Linked DNA regions of Homo sapiens: region 2 is linked to region 1. A link is a loop called in an ENCODE intact Hi-C map of the cell type or tissue named here. Cell type or tissue: ascending aorta. All regions are shown on one strand. Links, peaks and the distances in the headings refer to the core of each region. The heading gives the core; the rest is flanking DNA. Region 1 overlaps NCKAP1L (NCK associated protein 1 like). Region 2 overlaps PDE1B (phosphodiesterase 1B).

What was found. Hi-C counts contacts between places; a loop is a spot of excess contacts. Peaks named below come from ENCODE experiments on the same cell type or tissue, not always from the same donor. Only the 100,000 strongest peaks of a DNase experiment are listed, where the experiment ranks them.
Region 2: a loop joins it to region 1, with 2.4 times the contacts of the local background. A loop is called at or near these places in 8 of 110 quality-filtered maps.

What each region holds. Positions count from the first base shown.
Region 1 is chr12:54,526,034-54,528,896 of GRCh38, reverse strand. It overlaps NCKAP1L (NCK associated protein 1 like), which reads right to left. Exons shown (of 31, transcript NM_005337.5): 21 at 2,151-2,369; 22 at 520-650. Among named protein-coding and RNA genes, the nearest start is that of PDE1B, 22 kb to the left of the region's middle. In ascending aorta, for the core only: a CTCF peak has its summit at 1,602 (motif pointing left); a DNase peak (open chromatin) is centred at 1,596.
Region 2 is chr12:54,578,371-54,581,274 of GRCh38, reverse strand. It overlaps PDE1B (phosphodiesterase 1B), which reads right to left. Exons shown (of 16, transcript NM_000924.4): 16 at 2,036-2,904. It overlaps PPP1R1A (protein phosphatase 1 regulatory inhibitor subunit 1A), which reads left to right. Exons shown (of 7, transcript NM_006741.4): 6 at 225-331; 7 at 883-2,029. The coding sequence ends at 888. Among named protein-coding and RNA genes, the nearest start is that of PPP1R1A, 8.8 kb to the left of the region's middle. In ascending aorta, for the core only: a CTCF peak has its summit at 1,395 (motif pointing left); a DNase peak (open chromatin) is centred at 1,354; H3K27ac peaks cover 451 bases.

The DNA.
Region 1 (2,863 bases), core at 364-2,863:
TTGGAAGGCTGAGGCGGGCAGATCACAAGGTCAGGAGATCGAGACCATCCTGGCTAACATGGTGAAACCCCATCTCTACTAAAAATATATATATATATAAAAAATTAGTCCAGCATGGTGGCATTTGCCTGTAGTCCCAGCTATTCGGGAGGCTGAGGCAGGAGAATTGCTTGAACCCGGGAGGCGCAGGTTGCGGTGAGCCAAGATAGTGCCGCTGCACTCCACCCTGGGCAACAGAGCGAGACTCCATCTCAAAAAAAAAAAAGAAGAAGAAGAAGAAGAAGATGCCATGACAGCAGACCACTATTTAATAATTCCAAACAGGAGAATGTCCTCCTTATACTTTATCCCTTACCCTTCACTATTAGGTTGGTGCAAAAGTAACTGTGGTTTTTGCAATGAAAAGTAATTGCAAAAATTACTTTTGCACCAACCTAAATACATGTCCTAGTCTTTTATTCTCTGTGCATTGAAGGAAGGGCTCAGCTCCTTGACAAGAAGACCAGGCCCTGAGCTCACCAGAGATGTCAGAGAACTCCTCTGCACTGAAGTTCTGCTCCCCTTCTCTGGGCAGGCTGACGAAGGCCTGCATGGCTGGGGAGAGGATGATGGTCCCACTGCTTGCCTGTCTAAGCAGACTTTCCAGGTACCTACAGGGTTGGCCAAGAAAACATAGATTAGGATCCAATCCCTTCTCCCTACCAGCATTCCCTACTACTACCACTGAGCTCAGAAAGAAAAACTCTGCAAAAGACTGGGGTAGGGAGAAGAAACTCAAAGAAGATGGCACAATGTTCTAATTAACACCCCAAGCTGATGGATCAAAAACAACTGGCAGTACTGGAATTCCACTTTGCCTCTAACCTGGAGGGTATTTTGCTATACCGTCAAATGCAATAGCATGCACTCCCCTCCCTCAACCACTGCTCTTTTCCAACAGCTGTATTCCCCTCACCCTTACCCTCTGTCAGGTAAGACAGGCTCAACCTGGCAAGAAAAAAGTCACTACTTAATTAGACTCCTTTGAAATATACTCTCAAACCTCCTGGGCAAAGAGGTACCTGTGAGCACAGGTCATCAGTCTCCAAATATTTCCTCCTGACCTCTGGGCAAACTTAAAGGAGCTGGGCTACAGCCAATGTGGGTAGAGGAGGGCTTGACCAACCCGCCTCTCCCAGGCACTTGCTCTGGGTCTGTATCTAATAGACATCACAAGCTAACTGTCAGTGGGCCAAACCCAGTCAAACTTTTTTTTTCCTTTGAATTTACGCTGAAACGGCTGACAGGGGAAGAGGGGCTGAATCACCTTCTCTGGCACCTATGGAAAATTCTTTGTCAAAATTTTGAAACAGATTTTTACATAAAATATAAGGATTTAGTAGGGCAGCAATCAGGTGGAGCTAAGCGGTGGCTGTTCCCTTTAGAGGGGTATTCTCTCACCACCTCCTCAAAGTCTCTGCCTGGCCCATGTGGCACATCCATTTACCTTTCCTGCCTGGCCCCAACTGGCATTTGCATTTGCAAACTTTGTTTCCCCTTGTTCTGGGGGGTTCTTCTTTGCAGCCTGTCGCCTACTGAGCTGATTTTGGGTTAAGAGCGCCACCCAGTGGCTTGGGGAGGTAGAAATCCAGCTCCTTTCCATTCCTTAACATGTCAAAGGAAACAGTGCTGATTCCCACCTTCTCCAGTTGCAGGGAGGAGGCTCCCTTCTCTATTAAGAACAATAGTCACATCTGGGGACAAGGAGACGTTCCAGAGAGATGGTAGTAGGCAGATGGTTTTCAGAAGGAGAAGTAAGGGCAAAAAGAGAAATAAGAGAACTTTGGAAAGAGGAAGAGAGATCATTTGAAATTGAAACAGTAAGAATCCAAAAAAGAAAGGTTAAGAACTAGATATTAGAGAGAAAAGGTCAAATAACTGCAGGGTAGGCTGAAGGATGTTCCAGTGAGGGTGAGAAGGAAACTTCGTGGTGGACAGAAGGGGATCTGGGCTTGTCTCAGGTTATTGCTCCATTCCTCAAGGAGAAGCAACCCTCCATTTTGGAGTCTATGACCCTGGGAGCTAAAATGCTCGGGCCCTGAGGTCCTACCGTGTAAAGGAAAAAGTGCCAACACAAAGTAAGGCAGTGGAAAAGCCTAAGCAACACTGACCAGTTTGTGTAGAGTGTGGTGATTGTCTGTTCCCCACAGGAATCCAGTGGTTGTGTCTGCTGCAGGAGGGCGTTGCGGATGACTCTGGAAGCATCTGCACCCAAAAACTGGGCCAGTGACTGTATGAAACCAATGTATGCTTTGACTCCTGCCAACAGCTCAGAAGGCCGTACGATCTCCTGGGTCGTGGCATTGTAGCCAGCCAGCCACACAATGGCTCTAGGTGATTTAAAAAAAAAAAATTAGAATTACAATCATAATGGCAAATACAGTAACAATTGTTGAGTGTATATTGTGTTCCAGGTGCTGTGCTAGGATTTTACTACACATATTATCTCATGTAAACCTCATAGTAACCTAATAAGCTAGAGACAGTTATTATCCTCATTTTTATAGATGAGGAAACTGAGACACAGAGATAATAAATCATTGCTGACGACCACACAGCTGGCAGTGGCAGAGCTGGGACTTGATTCCAGTAACATTTGATCCCTAATTACTGTGCTTTTCTTCCTCCTCTGGAGAAATAGCTCAGGTAGTAGAAGACCTGGGCTCTCTAATTCCATCTAACTCTACCTGACAGTTCACACCCTCTGCATTCCCAGTGAAAGTATTTATCTTTTCCCCTTGAAAAGAATTAGTTCCGATCACTGCCAGAAATGGAAAACCATGCTTAGAAATCCTTGGAAGTATATTATAATCCTGAGTAGCCA
Region 2 (2,904 bases), core at 217-2,716, 53 kb before region 1:
GAGGGTTTATTCTTTCCAATTTGATTGAAGATTTTTTAAAAGTGAACATATAGTAGTAATTGTGATCAAAGAAAACCCTGTTGGTCTTGCCTGATTGCACCCAACTTGGTCCTGGGGCCCTCTCAGGGGCCACTGGGGTATGGGTGCAGTGAGGAGAAGCAGTTCCCTCCCCAACACCTTTATGAATGCCACCTCTTCCTCCCACCCCTATGTTCCCTCCCCAGAAACTGCAGAATGCATCCCTAAAACTCACGAGAGAGGCAGTAAGGAACCCAGCACAAAAGAACCCTCAACCCATATACCACCACTGGATTCCAAGGGAGCCAACTCGGTAAGACCCCAGGGCTGGGCTGCCAGGTCATAGGAGAGGAGGCTAATATTGTGGACAAAAGCAAGGGGCTAATATTTGGAGTCTAGGAAAAGGAAAACAAAGAACCAGCTTCAGTCCCTAAAAAGTTATTCTTTATGGTAAAAGGACTTGTATCTCCTCTGACAGACAAAAAGAAATGGATAGCTGCAGCAAGAAGGATTGAGATTAGACTTTGTGTAGGACTTCTGGCTCCTGGAATGGGTGAGAGCAGTAGGCCATGGATTTTTTGATAAAGGGGATTTGGAACCCGAAGGGAGATCCTCACCTGCCCAGCTGAAGTGGGCAGTGGCTCTCCCTGCCTGGAGGATGCATTGATGAGATAACTTCCTGAGCTTTGATTTCATAATCCGCAGCCCCCTGCATAGACTGGACACAGGAAGGACTGCTCTCAGACATCAGAACAAGCTTTCTGAGACATTAGATGTTGACAAATGGGATGGCCAGAAGGGGAAGGGACAAAATGACCCTCTGGCCTCTCACCTTCTCTTTCTGTCCCCTTTCCCCCATAACAGGTCTGAGAGAGGAGGAGGTATCTTGGGATCAAGACTGCAGTTTGGGAATGCATGGACACCGGATTTGTTTCTTATTCCTTCACTTTTGGGGAAAATCTCTTGTTTTTAAAAAGTGATAAATTTGGTGTTAGGTCCTTGGCACTTTCCTTCTTTTCCAACTGGGAGAATCCTTTCTCCCTGCCTTCTTGCCCTGCCCTCTCTGTAGCCCCCACCCTCCTGCCAAGCTGCCTCTGGGAAGGAAGAAACAGGAGCTAGGCAGAAGCCTTGAGCAGGGAAGAGTTCTTCCCTTAGCCCTGACTTTACTTGCTGTGGGAAGAGAGATGAGGGTCAGATAGGTGGGAGGACTAACTTCCAGGGTGCCAAGAAGGAAGAAAAGCCCCAGGTTCTCTTTTCTTATTGAGGAACGATCCGACCACCTCACAGGCCTGCCCTGCAGCTGGAAGACTCGGCGCTCTAAGGCCTGTGCCGTGTCCAGCTGTGACTGTGCGGTGGGCTCCATCTGCTGGACAAAAGGGGAACTGCACCATGGCACTTGGCCCATGGGAAAGAGGGTATGGTGGTGTGCCGATACCTCCTCGCCTGCCCTCCAAGCCCCAGCTGCCTTCCTTTTGGATTCCCAAGCTTCAGGATGTGTTCCCTCTTCCAGCTGTGGGACCGCTGTCCCTTATTTCAACCCGTTAGCAACAATGGATAGAGAACACAGTGGCTATTAATGAAGAGGCCCATGCTGGAGACTGGAAGGGTTCCCTTGTCCTAGACATTGAGGGGCCCAGATAAGACCAAAACCAAGCATAAGAGAAGAAACTGTCTCAGATCTCACGGCCAGGCCTCTCTCCTGCTGCTGTTTTTGATTTTCCCAGGTAGTGGGAGAGAGGAAAGGAGGGAAGGCAAGATTCTTTCCCCCTCCCTGCTGAAGCATGTGGTACAGAGGCAAGAGCAGAGCCTGAGAAGCGTCAGGTCCCACTTCTGCCATGCAGCTACTATGAGCCCTCGGGGCCTCCTCCTGGGCCTCAGCTTGCCCAGATACATACCTAAATATATATATATATATATATGAGGGAGAACGCCTCACCCAGATTTTATCATGCTGGAAAGAGTGTATGTATGTGAAGATGCTTGGTCAACTTGTACCCAGTGAACACACACAGTCAGGCCTGGTCTCCCTTCTTTATTGTTCTCTGGCTATAGCAGGGGTCTGGGAAACCAAGGGCAGGGGTGAGTCACATGCGTCTCTGCCCTTCTCGGGGTGGGGTAGGGTGGAAGTACCAGGGTAGCAGGTCTAGGAGACCATGGATGTGGATTTCGCATGAACAGGGCCCACTGTACAAATGCATGGTTGGTATTTACAAGAAAGAAGGAGGGCAGTCACCTGGACTTTGGCCTTTCCTGGGGCAAGGTGGGGGCAAGGAGGAGCCTGAGGAGAGGAAGGGGCACCGCGCCTGGCTGGGTTCTCTCCAGAGGACAGGAAGGCAGCAGCCCTGAGCCCCTTGTCCATCTGCCTTTCACCGACTACCCCTCACTTGTCTCAGGGGAGGAGCTTCTTAGTGCCTGCAGCTGGGCCAGTTCTGGGACGTGGAGAGGAGGGGACAGACCCTCTCTTTTAGCAATGCAGGATTACTCACCCTCCCCAGGCACCCTTGACCCTAACCCAGCTGGTGTCGATACATTCTGAAGGTGCTTTGCTGGGGAGATCCTCAAAGCACTTTACAGACATTGGTCGGATGGAGCCTCCCAGCCCCAGGGGAGAGGAAGGAGGCAAAGGGCTCCGGACTCAGGGCAGGCGACAAGCCCCAGGGGCCCAGACCAGTCCCAAGGAAGGTCCCAGGAAAGGCCTCCCGCAGCCCCTGGTCACAATGGCTCCTTTTGCCCCAGTCACTGTATCAGAAAGGGAGGGAAGGAAGATTCAGAGGATCAGGCTGGAGATGGGGCTGAAGCAGCGCAATTCTGGGGTGAAGAGGATGTCCTCTCCACCCCATTCCCAGGTCCTAGAAAGGTACCATGCCCTGAAGGAATCCACTCCCC